Regions from separate parts of the Homo sapiens genome. Here region 2 is linked to region 1. Evidence: chromatin loops called from intact Hi-C (ENCODE). Cell type or tissue: ovary. All regions are shown on one strand. Links, peaks and the distances in the headings refer to the core of each region. The heading gives the core; the rest is flanking DNA. Region 1 overlaps PRKD1 (protein kinase D1). Region 2 overlaps PRKD1 (protein kinase D1).

Region 1 (8,351 bases), core at 328-8,327:
CCATTTTACAGATGAGGAAACGTGGGCACAGAATGATTACAAGTCTTGGCAATGTAAGTAGTGAAGAATAGATAAAGGATATGAACTCAGATTTTCTGGCCCTGGAAATTATACTCTATCCTCATGCCTAATACTTTACTTCCAGAATGAAAACAAGTATAGAATGCATGTAATATTATCACTGTATGATACTTTCATCTAGTAGAAGCTTTTTGTTTGATTAAAAAACAAACAAAAAAAATCCTGAAGCCCAAGCCGAGCACGGTGGCTCACGCCTGTAATCCCAGCACTTTGGGAGGCCGAGACAGGCGGATCACAAGATCAGGAGCTCAAGACCAGCCTGGCCAATACAGTGAAACCCTGTCTCTACTAAAAATACAAAAATTAGCCGAGCGTGGTGGTGTGCGCCTGTAATCCCAGCTACTCCAGAGGCTGAGGCAGGAGAATTGCTTAAACCCGGGAGGTGGAGGTTGCAGTGAGCCAAGATTGAGCCACTGCACTCCAGCCTGGGTGACAGAGCAAGATTCTGTCTCAAAAAAAATAAATAAATAAATAAATAAATAAATCCTGAAGCCCAAAGGTTTTGCAACTTGTACAAAATCATGAAGGAAATCAATGATACTACCTTCCTGAGAAATTAGTTCTTCAGCCCCTCAGATAAGTACCTGAATCATTTGGCAAACACATTGAACAATGTTTGAGGGCAAGACTTGGGGTGGGATAAAGGAAATGTCATCGCACTCTCACATAGCTGTAGCTCTCCTGAGAGTTCTGTTGATTTTTTCATTCCTCCTTCATCAACTACATCAAAATGGTTATTATGTTTGTTCACTTTTACTTCTAAAATATTTTTGACCTCTCTGTCTCATTTTCAGCTCTTCTGTCATAGCCCGAGAATAGGCCCACGCCTCTTCTGCCTGGACTACAGTGCCAGCTCTCTAATGAGGCTCCCTTCTCTTGATAGTGAGGACCAAAAACTAACTACATGTGGAAATAGCTTTTTGCAAAAGTTATAATACAAGATAATCTACTGTAAATCTATAATGAAAGAAGCCCAAGAAAAACATTTATTTTTTAACCTTAAGTGTAAGAAGGAAAGATTCAACATTTATCTTTCAAACTTTTAAAACTGTGACTTTATTTGAGGAATTCTTGTAGTCCTTTTCTAGTCTCTATTTAACTACCTACAAGATACACACACATATAGACATAAACACACACATATATACACTGATAATTATTAGAGATCAAGCCAAAACCAACCAAACAAACAGTGTTTTGAGTCATGTAAATGTAGTCCTGTTACTAATTTGTTTGCTAAGGCTGAATTATCAGGATTTGATAGAGGCCCATCATGAAGAAGGCTTCAAATACATTCCACAACCTTGATTTTACAGTTCAGTACCATACACTTGAACTTCACTCTGGTAAAAAAAAAAAAATTTCCATGTTCAGTGTTTTCCTACTTCTTAACAATAGTAAGAATGCTAGTCCTTTGTTTAACATACAAAGAGAATTTGCCAGTAGTGGGGATAGGTGGGGTAGGGAACTTTCATGCAGTTGTTATTTTTTTCCTCAATAACCCAATCCATCTACTCATGAGCAATCTTTTCCTGGCTTACTGCGTTTAAATGTACTAGCTCACACTAGTCATGTTTTTCAAAAAGAAACGGAGGGAGAAAAAAATCAGCAAATTAGCCAGAAGCAGCTTGGTTAGTTTTCACTCCCAAAGCAGTTAAAAGATGATGAAAAGTCTGAGCAGAAAATGATATAAGCAAAGAAAAAAAAAAATCTTGATGTTGTCTGAAGAAATAAAATTAACCTTGAAATTTTTCCCTATTTTTTCTCTCATTTTTACTGCAGTCCTGTGTCAGAAAATGTTCCTGCTGGTAGATTGTTAGTTAAATATAAAAACAACCAGGTTATGTTTACATCAAACTACAGAGTAAAATTTAATTTGTGATAAGGAAAAAGAAAGTTCAGATAAATAAAACTTAACAGTAAAACTACAGGCTTCAGAAGGAAAATGCAGCACCCTTCGTGTCCCCTTCAGGGACTAGGTCAGGAAGGAGTATGTAATCCAAGCTCTCCTGCACATATGGCCTGAAGTGTCCTTGCTGCTATCACTCGCCTTGCCACAAATTATAACATGGTACAATCCTACTCACTTGATAGGCCCTGATTTCTCTTATGTGGGCCAAAAGAATGCATAGCAAGAAGACTTGAAGTTCAGTTTATTTCTGAGGATATATCTAGAAATAATATTTTACAACAAATCGATATTTTTACAAAATGGTATATATGTAGTAACTTTATTCTCATAGCCAGTAGTTAATAAGTGAACTCATACATATTTATTGAGAACCTCATATCTATGGATAACAAAAGGATGAGGTGGGGGAAAGATTGCTGAACAATAGTTAGGCCAGGTGAAAGTTGGATCTGCATTTAGTCAGGTAGGCTGGGAACTGTGTGTCCTATGTGGCTCGGGAAAAGAATGGCAAAAATGGGTGGTAAAGTAATTCAGATTACTAACAGGTATTGCAGGCCCTGCCCGGGTATACAAAGTCATTGAAACTCCATCAAAGTGTGGTGTAAGACATGAATATAATAAGTCGCATGCTATGTGGAGAAAAAAGAAATAGAAAAATATGGTCAAAAATGGTAGGGAGTTAGTGATTAAAATACAGTGAAAAAGTCAGGGAACAGGAATGTGCACTTGGTAGAGATGGACAAGAAGGACAGGCTAGAGTAGGAGAAGAGGAGTGCTACCAAGTGGAGATTTTGAAGCTGGAGCCTTGTCTTATTGGTGAAGTCAGGAATGGCATTATGGGTGACTGATAATAAAAATAAATAACAAGGAATCTGAAGAATCATAAATATGTATGTTAACAAAACCAAGGATGAATGAGTACTTAAAATGGAAAGTAAAATTAGGAATCTGACAACAATTATTGCCATACTTAAATGGAAATGAGTCTTCAAGGAAAATAAATCACTTCACTGCAAAGAAGGTGACATAAATAATTAAATGGCAATGGGAAATCAGAAGAGGGCCATATCACTCAACTCCTCAACTAAGAGTGGAGGAAAATAAGAGGCAAAGCCTCTTGGAAATGGGGCATCACCTTCAGGAGAGTCAGGATGCAAGGAAGACATAAAGACCGGGAAAAAGAAAGGAACATCAGGCATTTGATCACAATAGACTCAGGGCCTAAAAAGGCTAAGGGAAAAGAGATAAGAGATATGGGTAAGAAACAGGGTTGTAATACAAAGGGGTGGGATGGTTTAAAAAACTATTGTAAACATAAACATTTATTGAGCAAATCACAATGCTAAGCAATAGAGTGGGAGAGGAGCTGGGAGAGTACTGCTGTCGATGGTTATAGGTAAGCGCAGGAGATCTAAACATAATTGAGTGTGCGTGTGTGTGTGTGTGTGTGTGTGTAATTGATATACTAACTGAACAATTTAAAGGGTCAATGACTTTGGGAAAATGGCACTATGTCGTTCAAAACTAGAATTAAACTGTTAGAGAATAGCTCCTTTTAAATTCCAGCAAAATAGCTGGTAAGAGTAAGGGAGCCCTTCTGGAGTCTGGTGCTGGGAAAGCAGGTAAGGAAATGGGCTGCTCTTAAATGCCCTCTCAACAACTGTGGCCAGGAAAACAGGAGACATGGAACATAAAGGGTGGACAGCAGGGGAGGTAGGGCATACGCACAATGAAGTTCTCAATTTGCAAAGATGGGAGAGGAAAAGCAGAATGCTGTTCTCATGCAGCAAGGGAATTCTAGAGGGCTACATCAGGTCAACACGAGGGAAGAGCAGGTCTGGCTCATTAATGCTGGGATAACATGCAAATAAGCAGTCCTCTCCTACATAAATACACCCACACACAGGTTGCATTCAATCTGTCTGCTACTACTCTAAAGTGCTTGATAACAAAAGTAAAATGGAAAGAATAATACATTATATTTAGAAATGCAATTTTAAAAGTCCTCATATATTTCTGGACATTGACACAAGGCAAAAGGACTCATAAAACATTACATTATTTACAAAGCAGCCTGGCTGTGAGTTTAATATGAATTATGGCAAGAACTGATCCAGTGCATGATTTCCCTGAATAATTAATTTAGTGTTCAGAAACAGGAAACTTAGAAAACAACATGTCTAGTCCGTAGTTTTGAGAGGTCAGGTGCAGGCAACAGAAAAATAATTACCTTTATCTAGCAAAAAAGTTGTTTTATAGGATCCATCTACACAATGAAGTTGTGGCAATCCCAGGATCTCACACAACTGTAGGCAACCAATAAAGATAAAAAAGAGAACTAGACTGAATCAAAGCAAAGTGAATAAAACAAAGATAAATTGAATTATAATCAGTGCATCCAAGTACTGGGCTCTGAACAAGTTGAGGAACTTGAGGAAATAAACTTGAGACTCTGTAATGCTGCTGGACTTCTTTTATTCAAAGAGATGGTAAACAAAGAAGGCATGAGAGGAGAAAAGAGCAAGGCAATCCAAGTTTCTCAATAATTATTCTCTTTTTAACAAAAATAAACAATAAAAATTTGGATACATTATCATTGCATTGAGTATCATTGTAAGGATCTCCACTCTAGCTGTTGTTCTCTGGTGCTTTTTAAAAAGGTTAAATACATTCTTTTTTTTCTGTTTGGTTAGGCACAGTCCTATTACTAACTGCTAAATCCTAAACAAGAAATAAAAAATGTGAGCAGAGGCAAATGTAGCCATTTCTCAGGGACTGAGTTAACTAGCGTCACATGGCATGACCTGACCTTCTCTAACTCCTGGGCTCTGGCTTCCTCCTTGGTCTTGGCTTACCTCATAGCTACTGGACTTTTGACCTTAGTAAGTCAAAGGCTTCTTAGCCCTGGTGCTATTTCTTGGCTTCCACACATTCTGTACAATTGCAGCCCTGACAGCTAATTTAGCTTCACTGTTGGTGAGTTTCTTGTTTGCTTTTGCTGCTGTCCAAATGATTCAAGGTGCTGAATGACGCCATCTGTATGTTGCTAGAGGCTGAGAGGGGGCTGGGAGGAAGCCTTAAGTCAAGAGACGTGATTGGAGCAGTACTGGGTGTGGACACAGCCAATTAAAGGGAAACCTTTTGTTTCCCTTTTTCATGTGGACAGAGCTCCAACATCTTCTCTTGGAGCTGAGTTTGAGATATGCTTTTTATGTTTCCTTAAAAACATATGCCCAAGAATTCTTCAAATACAACTTCTAATCTACGGATAAAGAAAAGGTATAAAAGTATACTACCTGACAAGACCACTTCAATAAGATCGCCTTCCTGGATATCACTGGCCGCTTTCACCAGCTGAAGGATGTTTTCAGAGGTAGGGTCATGGCGAAAAAGCAGGATCTTATCATACATTCCGTAGAAACCACATTCAGGGAACTGCAAATACAAATACCATGAGAGTGTAAATGTCAAAATCCTTCCAAATATTTTGTTTTAAATATTTCAGGGCACAAATACAAGCTAATTAGAAAAGTTCAAAGTATCTAGATCATTAAAATATTTTAAAATTAAAAAATAAATAAATGGTAGAGTTGATATTGGGAAGACTCCAAATCAGAAGGAAAGAAATCACATAGATCACAGGGGCAGTAATGGTCAAGTGGTTTTCTAATTAGACAGCAAGAAAACAAGAGAATATGAGATAAGATTTAAATAAGTTCTGGCAGTAAAGTGGTTAAGAAATATAGGTGGGAAGAGGTGTGCACTTTCAGATGATTTACAGCAATCCAGTAACATAAAAAATGGGAGTCGCTTTATTCCAATTCCATTACACATAATAATGGCAATTTGTTTGCAAAAAACTGGGTCTGTCTGTTTTGGCATATTCAAAAATAAGAGATGCCTCAATAAATCTAAACATATTCTGTATGTGAGTAGTAGCATTATCTAGATCCTTTGATCAGGAGATCAGGGGAGGCAATCCACCTCTCCCTTCTGCTGCTGCCCCTACTGCATTCCATGTGGCTTTCATGCAATCTGTCAATCCACAATCTCATGAGCAGTGTAAGAAAAGGTCCATCTGCACAGCATGGAGGGTTTCTGTTAAAGCAAACAACCTAGGCTAATTTATTATATGAAAAGGGCCCTTTTCTTGTAATGACTTTTTCACATAATTATTAAAGAATGCTATTTCTGCCATAAATTGACATTTGTAATGTAGTGGGAAAAGATGCAAACTCAGGGAAAAAGAAAATTATCTTTCTTCATCCTGGAACTGATGACAGATCTGACACTTATGTCAATACAGGTGGACCTTAAGAAGCTACTGTCGGGGAGAAATGTCCAGAATCTAATACCTGCTGGAGATAAAAACAATACATTATAAACCTCTCTTTCTTTTTCTTAGTCTTAGAATTAGGGGCTAAATTCACATGAATCATTTTGTGTATGAACTAAAAATAAATATAATGAGAACATCTTATTGCTCTTAGTGCTGATGACCAGGCTTAAAACTATTTCTGCATGTCACTTAGTAAAGTTAACTTCCTTAAAAAAAAAAAACACAACAGCTGAAATGATGTCACTGCTTCCAGTGTGCTAACTAAAAGAAAAAAAAAACTTAGTTCACTTTATTTTTTTTAGAAATATGTCCAATAGTCCTTTGGGTATATACCCAGTAATGGGATGGCTGGGTCAAATGGTATTTCTAGTTCTAGATCCCTGAGGAATCGCCACACTGACTTCCACAATGGTTGAACTAGTTTACAGTCCCACCAACAGTGTAAAAGTGCTCCTGTTTCTCCACATCCTCTCCAGCAGCTGTTGTTTCCTGACTTTTTAATGATTGCCATTCTAACTGGTGTGTAATGATATCTCATTGTGGTTTTGATTTGCATTTCTCTGATGGCCAGTGATGGTGAGCATTTTTTCATGTGTCTTTTGGCTGCATAAATGTCTTCTTATGAGAAGCATCTGTTCATGTCCTTTGCCCACTTTTTGATGGGGTTGTTTTTTTCTTGTAAATTTGTTTGAGTTCATTGTATATTCCGGATATTAGCCCTTTGTCAGATGAGTAGGTTGCGAAAATCTTCTCCCATTTTGTGGGTTGCCTGTTCACTCTGATGGTAGTTTCTTTTGCTGTGCAGAAGCTCTTTAGTTAATTAGATCCCATTTGTCAATTTTGGCTTTTGTTGCCATTGCTTTTGGTGTTTTAGACATGAAGTCCTTGCCCGTGCCTATGTCCTGAATGGTAATGCCTAGGTTTTCTTCTAGGGTTTTTATGGTTTTAGGTCTAACGTTTAAGTCTTTAATCCATCTTGAATTGATTTTTGTATAAGGTGTAAGGAAGGGATCCAGTTTCAGCTTTCTACATATGGCTAGCCAGTTTTCCCAGCACCATTTATTAAATAGGGAATCCTTTCCCCATTGCTTGTTTTTCTCAGGTTTGTCAAAGATCAGATAGTTGTAGGTATGCGGCATTATTTCTGAGGGCTCTGTTCTGGCAAAGACTTGGAACCAACCCAAATGTCCAACAATGATAGACTGGATTAAGACAATGTGGCACATATACACCATGGAATACTATGCAGCCATAAAAAATGATGAGTTCATGTCCTTTGTAGGGACATGGATGAAATTGGAAATCATCATTCTCAGTAAACTATCGCAAGAACAAAAAACCAAACACCGCATATTCTCACTCATAGGTGGGAATTGAACAATGAGAATACATGGACACAGGAAGGGGAACATCACACTCTGGGGACTGTTGTGGGGTGGGGCGAGGGGGGAGGGATAGCATTGGGAGATATACCTAATGCTAGATGACGAGTTAGTGGGTGCAGCGCACCAGCATGTCACATGTATACATATGTAACTAACCTTCATATTGTGCACATGTACCCTAAAACTTAAAGTATAATAATAAAAAAAAGAAATATCTCCAATAATACTATTACAGCACAAGGAAACAAAGGGAAAATAAAAATAACATTTTCTTCACTTTAAAAAACAATGGATACCTCATGCACTATTTTAAAAATCAACTTCATTGAAGTATAAATTACATGAAATAAATTGATATAAGTGGATAAATCTATGAGTCTTGACAAATATAACTACCCATATAACCAAAATCACAATCAAGCCATGAGACATTTTCATCAACCCCAAAAGTTTTATTGCAATCTATGTAACCAACAATGTTAACCTCAGGCACAGATCTACTTTCTGTCACCCTAGTTTACCTTGTCTGACATAGAATTTCATGTAAATGAAATCATAAAATATGTTATATGTACTCTTTTCTGGCTGGCTTTTTTGGCTTATTATAAAGTTTTTGAGATTCATTCATACATAC
Region 2 (8,351 bases), core at 115-8,114, 60 kb before region 1:
GCTCTTGGGTGCCTTCAAATAGTGTTTTGTTATGTTATATTTTATTCGGCTTTTATCATTGTCCCTCATGGGAGAGTTTATCTGATTAAAGTTTTCCTTTACACCTAGGAACAGACGTTCTACAACAGATTATTATATTATAATAACTTTTTGCCTAAGACTAACCCTTGCCTGGTGTGGGTTCAATTGGCTTTGACTTTTCCCAAATACCACAAGAACACATGTAAATAAAATAAAAAGATGAGTAAAGCATACAGAAATAATAGACTCATTTAATACTAACTTCTTCTACAGTTGCCCAAAAGTCCATAAAACTGATATAATTTGATAAATATACTTATAGATAATGATACAGTGTATTAATGTGTTCCACTTAAGAATCTGCTGAGTTTTTCTTGTTTCCTTCTAATACTGATGATAGTTTACAAAAAAAAAAATCCATGCCCACAGAACTGTTATAAATTGACCACATCTTGGAATTTTTTAAAGATGGACTGTTTTATGGATAGCATAATGGATAGTTTACTGCCAAAGTTGATGACAGTTGAAGTTTGTCATGTGATCTATGCTATTATAATATTTTTTCTATCTTAACATTAGAGAAATCTGAGATTGAATTTCTGTGCCCAAATGGATAAACAAACAGAATTACCAATGTCGTAATCTGTATCTGAAAAAGAAACTTTATAGTCAAAATAGGCAATCATTTATGGAAAATATAACTTTCTCATATTTGAGAGAAAATATACTTACCATGGCAGACTTGCAAAATAAATGGTCTAGTGGCCTTAATGAGCAATGCTGTCTTTACAAGGGTCAGGCCATCATTCTTTTTGGAAATGGAAATTATTCTTTAATGTATATAGAACCCAAAGGTTTTACTATTATTGCTATAATATCACCTCTTATTAGGCACCCACTATAACTTTTAAACTATAGTTATTGGTGTTACTGGGTTGAAAAGGGATATAGGCATGGTACTCCCCGTGTGCCTTGGTCGAGCAGGGTGCTTTTGTTCCCGTATGAAGAAGCGAAGACATGAAAGGGAACAAAGGCAACAGGGAAATATGTGTCCTCCTCAAGGTGGGCCAATGTTTCCTACTTTCTCAGGGATTGGGTAAAAACAAAGACAAGTAGGCACCCCATAAGGACACAAAGGGCTTTGCTGTGTTTAAAACATGATTCTGAGAACCAGTGTGTCAAATAGTGTCACAAACATTACTTCCAAATGCATTTCTCATTTAAAGTTTACCTGAAGGCATTTTACACAAGGTTACGAAAGCTTATGACTCCCATCCCAGTAGCTTTAAAAAGTATCTTGTGGCTCCAATATTTTCTCACTTAATAAATATCTGATTTGATCATAATTTTACAAGCATTCTTGACAAAGTCTAATTTTAAAAATGTGTACTTATAAAATAGATTTTAAGCATTTTACAAAAAAATTTTAATTCACCATTTAATTTCAACATTTTATGTAACGTATCAAATAATTCAAATAATTTAGTGGTTATTTAATTTGGTTACATAAAGCATTATTTTATTGCTTTAATTTGGTTTTATTGCTTTTATTGCTTTTAAGCTTTTATTGCTTTAAGTTGGTTTAAAAACACAAAAATCCGTGTTAAATTATACTTACATAAGCTAAATTAGATTTATATAGAAACCATACATTTATATACATATATGCATAATTTACAATGTTGTTTCTTAAACTTATTTTTAAATGTCTATCTTATAAACATCATGACTCTCAGCAGCTATGCTTAAAAGCAAGAGTAATTGCTGTAACTTGTAAAATCACTAATTGCAAAAATTCAAACTCAAAGAACTTCTGAGCTGAGAAGATGACATAGGATTATTTTAAAACACAGACTTTGACTTAAGCACTTATCAGTAAGAATATCATAATTTCAATTAATAGAACTTCATGGAATAATATATGATCATGCATACATATTCTGAATAGGTATGAAGTTATAATATGTTCTTCTAGTTATTGGTGAAATTTAGTACCTGCCTTCTCCAACTAGGTTCACTTAGTGATGTACTGAAAACACAAGAAACCCCTAAAAGAGAGCCTTATAAAAGAGTATGGGATTTTCCTAATTATTAAAATAATTCATTTCATTTATACTCCTGGTTTACACTGTAAAAAAATTTTGGTGATATAAAGATCGTGATCACAATAAAATATTTTCCAAACAAGTAATTTATACAACTTCTTATAGATGTCTTCAGAATTTGTTACCACTCTCCACTCCAAGAGGGATCTATTCAACCTAAATGTTTAAGTATTTTCAAAATTTTTTTCTCTCTAATTGATTTTTACAGTAACAGGATTATAAAGCATCATTGTAATATCCATCGGGAGATAGAGGGGGTAAATATGGGAAATTTAAATCCTCAAACTATTAGCGTATTTCAGAATGTGTTTTTATTTTAAATAATTCACATAATTACCACAATTTTTATTTTGTTTCGAATGTTTGGAAAATCCAAATTTAACTTTCTTAAGGAAGAATATTAACCATATCCATAAGATATATATATATTTATTTGCATATTTTATATATAATATATATAAAATATATACTATATAATATATATAATATATAAAAATATATATCTTATGGATATAGTTAATATTCTTCCATATATATATATATATATATATTCTAGAGCTAATGGAAATATTTAAAGTGTTAAGTCCTATTTTTCTCACAGGACTTATCAATCAGTTTTTGACAATAAGCTGGCATGTATGCCAGTATGCCAAGCAATAAAGACTTTCATGGTTTCACAAGAGCAAATTTCAAGTTTCCTCCCAAAATAAATATTCAGCCATGCCACAAATTCCTCTAATAATCTTCAGAGAACATTTTGTATCTCTCTGGTTTCCAAATTTTGACAAGCGATGTTTTGCAACATTAACACATTAGTTCGTGCTGCTCTGGCCCTGTGACCACGATAAAACCTCACATATTTTATCATTTCACTAAGCTCAGAGATAAAAGCAAACTCAAAACTGTTGGATATTTGATGAGACACTGACCAATCTACAGCACAAGCCCTGAAGAAACACTGTCATTAACACCCTGGCTGCATTCTCCCTCCTAGCGCCCTGTCTTGGATTGACATTGCTATCACATCACCCCACAGATTTCTCATGTAAATGGGGAAGTGGGTAAACAGGAAGCCATACCAGAAGGGGCTCATCAGGGGCACTTGTAGAGAGTTCAGCAGATGATGTGCGGATGGTGCTGACCCCAGTGAGGGAAACGTTTGAGAGCCTTCTCCGCCTCACACCGCTGCAATTGTTGGGTATTTTAAATGCACATCTCTTATGGTAATTCAGACCACACCCTGGAAAGGGAAAATAAAAATTATTTTTATTGAACCATAAATTAAAAAGTGATTCCAATATTAGTGTAAAGTAGAAATTTAAAAAATAGTACAGCTTCCATTTTCCTTGAGAGTATTTGGAAATTCACATTTTCTTTTGAACATTCTCTGAATTTTTTTTCCAATTTGTTAATGGGTTTTGAATTCTGATCTTATTGCACAAGCTCAGGAACTATGCTAGGTATCATTTTTAAAAATGTTCTGTGATATAACAGTCTTAGGCTTGAAGGGATATAGAAATTAACTCAAATTAGATAATCTGAGCCACTTTTAGCTGCCGTAAGTTCAAATGTGAGTGGACACATAAAGGAATATTAATCACAGCACATCACAAGTTTTAGACAACACTAATTTGAATCTGGGCCTCATAACTTGCTTGTCTACATGGCCTGGAACAAAGTTTCACCTCAGTTTTCTCGTCTCTAAAATGGAGGTAATAACTACCTTGTAGAATTACTAAGAAGATATATAAAGTACCTCACATGCTGGTTTCCACATGGTAGGTGATCAATAATTGGAAACAGATTTCCCACCTAGGCAAGTGTCAGTTTCTTTTCAATATTTTTAATATTCATATTCCCCACGTAGCTGGAGGCCATTACTTAGAATCTCTCCATGTGTCACACAGCAGTCCGGACAGACAAATTTTCATAAAACCAGATTTTAGGCAGAGTTTCTTCCAGATTATTGTCTGCTAGCTTCCCTCTTCACAGACAGAAATTCAAAAATTGTGGATAGTTTATTTGTAGGTTGCATAATAAATGCTCAGTTATATTTGTCAAAGTTCAAAGAACTCTAACCCTGCCCTCCCAATCCAAAGAGAATAGAGTACAATTGCGCCAGTTTTAAAGATTATATCATGGTGTCCTAGCACCTTGAATTGTGCAGTTCAAAGTGTTCTTTCCACATTATGATAAAATTATGTTGTTGGTGCAGAAATGCAGATACATGTTCCAGCTCGCGACTCAACAGCTGAGTGAACTTAGACGGTTTAATTTCCTGAATCTCTGCTCATTTCAACAAATGTGTATTCAATGTCTACTATTCCAATTTCTGACTTATTTACTAGGCAAATTTTATTTTTAGTCGGCTGATAAAATATTGAGCACCATATAGGGGTGAAACATGTCCACATGATAAGGGAGAAAAGATGTGAGAATAAGGGTTCCCAGGTCAGACCAACTTTGTTCAAGACAGGAAACTTAAAGAAATGAACAGAAGAGAATCCATGTACCCCCTAAATGCCTGGAAGATACTTCGGGGAGATACTGCTACACTATTGTAGAGGGCACAACATAAGCAGATAGCTCCATCATGCATTATTTTTTATTTTTTACTATTTCATTAGCTTTAGGTGTACATGTGGTTTTCAGTACATGAATGAATTATATAGTGGTAAAGTCTGGGCTTTTAGTGTAGCTGTCACCCAAATGGTTTATGTTCATTGTACACAATAGGTAGTTTTTCATCCCTCAGCCACCTCTGAACCTCCTGCTTCTGATTTTCCAATGTCTATTACACCACTGTGTGTGCCCCTGTGTACCCACAGATTAGCTTCCACTTATAAATGAGAACATGTGGTATTTGGCTTTTGTTCCTGAGTTACTTCAGTTAGGATAATGGCCTCCAGTTCTATCCAAGTTGCTGCAAAAGACATTATTTTGTTCTTTTTCATGGCTGAGTAGTATTTCATGGTGTATATATATAATGCATATTGTGAATTGTATTCACAATTGCAAAGGTATGGAATCAACCTAAGTGCCCATCAACCAATGAGTGGATAAAGAGAATGTGGAGTGTATACACGCACACACACCAATGTATATACATGTTTGTATATATGTGTGTATATGTATATATGTGTATACATACATAGATCTATGTACATAGGTGTATATATACATAGACTTATGTAATAGGTGTATATATAGATAGATCTATGTATGTATACACACAAAAAAACCTATATTTTCTCAACCAAACGAGTGGATGAAGAAAATGTATATATACACACATATATATGTGCGTATATATATGTATATATGTACCACATTTTCTTTATCCACTCATTGGTTGATGGGCACTTAGCTTTTACGTATCTTTGCAATTGTGAATTCTGCTGCGATAAACACAGGAGAACAGCACACATTTAACTTGCATGGGAAGAAAATAACTTACCTTCACATTTAAGACCTTGACGTACCAGCCCCCACAGCATTTCTCCACAGTGATCACAGAAAGCTGGAGCTCTGTATGAATGAACAAAGAGAGCGTGGGGACGAATCTGAAAGTCTTCAAAGGTGGCGGAAGCTGTAAAAATAGTGATGTTGAAAAGTAAGTTGAATAGGCACTCTGATCTGTAAATAAAAAGTATGCAAGATAATAAATATGCCAGTACGGATATAACTCCCTAGGCAAAGTTAGGGAAGATAAGATGCAACACAGCTTGCACTTTCAGCCATTAGACATTATTCCCAGCCATAGTTTTACAGTTGGTGGCACAGCAACCATCTCTCTTCTCCTCTTCCTGCTTGACCAAGTTTCAGACCACTTTAAAAACAGCCAAAAAAATAGCAGAAAGCATGAATGAAAGTATAAGTACACCTGATTTACAAACACCTGATGATACTTAAAAAATATTTTACTTTTTCTCTTACTTAAATGAGTGAGAAAGGTATTCAAAAATATTAATGAAAAGAAGAAAGTTGATGAATTCAGATAGATCCGAAAAATAGTATCCTTGAGTTTGACAATGAAGAAGTACATTACAGGGTCCAGTTGAAAGATAGATATAAAATATGAGTGGCTTCCTTATATAGGGATAGAGCTGTCTGAACTCTTGGGCAATGTATAATAACTAAGCATTTAAATCATGACTGAGCAACAACCAAGCAGCCACTTCACCAACATGCCAAAGAGAGGGATTTAATACATACGCTGGTGAACTGCAGTCCATTCTGAGAAATACACCTTAATCAACCATATTCATGTTGTAGGGAACTTTTTGGTGTTGCTTACTGTTGCTTATTCTGTATGGTACTCATACAGGATATTAAAATCCATTTTTATTACATCTTTCCATATGATATTTTTATTGTATTATAAAAGTGGTTTGTGCTGTTTTGTTGTTGCTGAAATCAAGAAATAGAAAGGTATCGACAGCGGAAAGATGAGCTTTTTTCTTAGTGTCCTAATGGAAAGTGGTGGATCTTTCCAGACCTATGTGCACACAGTAAGCCTGAGGTTGCGGCTGCACAATATAGCACAGTACAGCACCTGGCAGGCAGAAGACCTGGGGGAAGCCTGACCTTTACCGGAGTGACATCTCAATAAGCACGAGTCTCAGTTTCTCATACCTAAAAAGAGACAGTCTGTCTGATGATGACTTCTCCAGTCCCTTAAAATTTAAACTTCCATTAATGTAAGAACAGAACCATATGAACTTAACTTTGTAAGATTTTATTTTACGAGAATTTTGGGGAAAACTGAGGCCTTCAATATATTCCTTGTCTTCTGCCTTCCTTTCCTTTCCTCCTCAATTCAAATAAGTTTAAGAAATTGCATATCACATTTCCCACTTCAAGATCCACAATATAATTGTCAATGCTTAATCCAAGTAGATCAGAAAAAAAGTGTGGTTTGGGTGCCAATCACCTACTTTGGTGGTTTGGTCAAAATGTGTCCAATTGGGAGAAGAATAAATTCTTTTTAAAATTGGTCTCTCATACTCATGTAGAAAATTTATTTTTAAAATATCAAAGAAAATAATTAAAGAGAAAACTTTATGTCAATTCTTAACTTCTAGCTTCTCCCCTCAGCCCCAAAATCACCCCTCCAGACCAAACAACTATGACAATACTATCACAACGATTAGTTGAATAATTACTTTAGTATTCAAAATAAGCCACATTAGAATTTGACAATACAAATACCAAGCTGGATTCAGACATTTTTGGAATTAATCAGAAGGAATATAAATAATTAAACTAAAGATTTTCAGTGACACTCCTCCAATTTATGCTAGGTAAATTTGTTTTTTTTTTTTCTTTCATTTTTTGAAGAGGATTAACATTCATAAGCAGTTAGCACCCTTGACTTATGTTTAAATGCCATATTTCTAAAGTTCAATTTTAATATTCTCCTGTTAATTTTAGAATAATTAAATACATTTTTAAAATAAAACTATGAAGTGTGGTGAGGTTTTTACATCCATTTGAAATCAAAGCACAACATCCATTCATTATGAATTTACCTGTTCTGCACCCTGGGGGAAATCAGCATTAGTTGAGTGTATGCATGCCACCTCGCCTAATCACAAAATTGCACTTCAGAGATAATCACTTAGCACAGGAAAACAAAGTGAATGCTGTAATTCCATTTCATTTAAGTTTAGGAATCAAAATGGACAGATAAGAATAGGAATATTAAAGTGTCTAGAGATTCCAAGAGAGGAACAATGGGCTATCTGTTAGTCTGTCATAATCAATCAGCCAACCTAAATTAAAACCATATGACAGGGCAACAAACTAAACACAATAGGCCCCTTATACTGGTATTTGTGTCTCTTTTATTTGCTCTATTCACAGCCTATTGTTATACTCCAGTGTGCAAGAGAAGAGAAAATGACATGCTTTTCTTAGTCATTGAGCATTTGAAACAGGTAATTGAGCCAAAAACCCTAAGATAATCAGTTCTTTTATGGTTCATTATAAATTGTTGCACAAATGGAGTAAACTGTTTGGTTAGCAGTACAGAAGAAATAAGGCTTCTGAAGCAAAATAATCTCTGGAGGTCAAAATTATTTGCATAATAAAATAAAATAACGACAGATCTTCCAAGATTTTCAGTACTTTTTTAAAAAACTGGTAATTTTGGCAATGGGAGAAGCATAAACTCTTGCTGGCTATGACAAGTTGAGACTGATATAATGAGAGGAAATGCTTAAG

Evidence for each region. Hi-C counts contacts between places; a loop is a spot of excess contacts. Peaks named below come from ENCODE experiments on the same cell type or tissue, not always from the same donor. Only the 100,000 strongest peaks of a DNase experiment are listed, where the experiment ranks them.
Region 2: it touches region 1 in a loop (4-fold over the local background); 2 of 110 quality-filtered maps call a loop at or near these places.

What each region holds. Positions count from the first base shown.
Region 1 is chr14:29,720,247-29,728,597 of GRCh38, forward strand. It overlaps PRKD1 (protein kinase D1), which reads right to left. Exons shown (of 18, transcript NM_002742.3): 2 at 5,290-5,428. Among named protein-coding and RNA genes, the nearest start is that of PRKD1, 200 kb to the right of the region's middle. In ovary, for the core only: no CTCF peak of the experiment used is centred there; no DNase peak of the experiment used is centred there; H3K27ac peaks cover 508 bases.
Region 2 is chr14:29,660,494-29,668,844 of GRCh38, forward strand. PRKD1 (protein kinase D1) reads right to left here. Exons shown (of 18, transcript NM_002742.3): 3 at 5,584-5,715; 4 at 3,206-3,366. Among named protein-coding and RNA genes, the nearest start is that of PRKD1, 260 kb to the right of the region's middle. RefSeq lists an enhancer at 2,933-3,497. In ovary, for the core only: no CTCF peak of the experiment used is centred there; no DNase peak of the experiment used is centred there.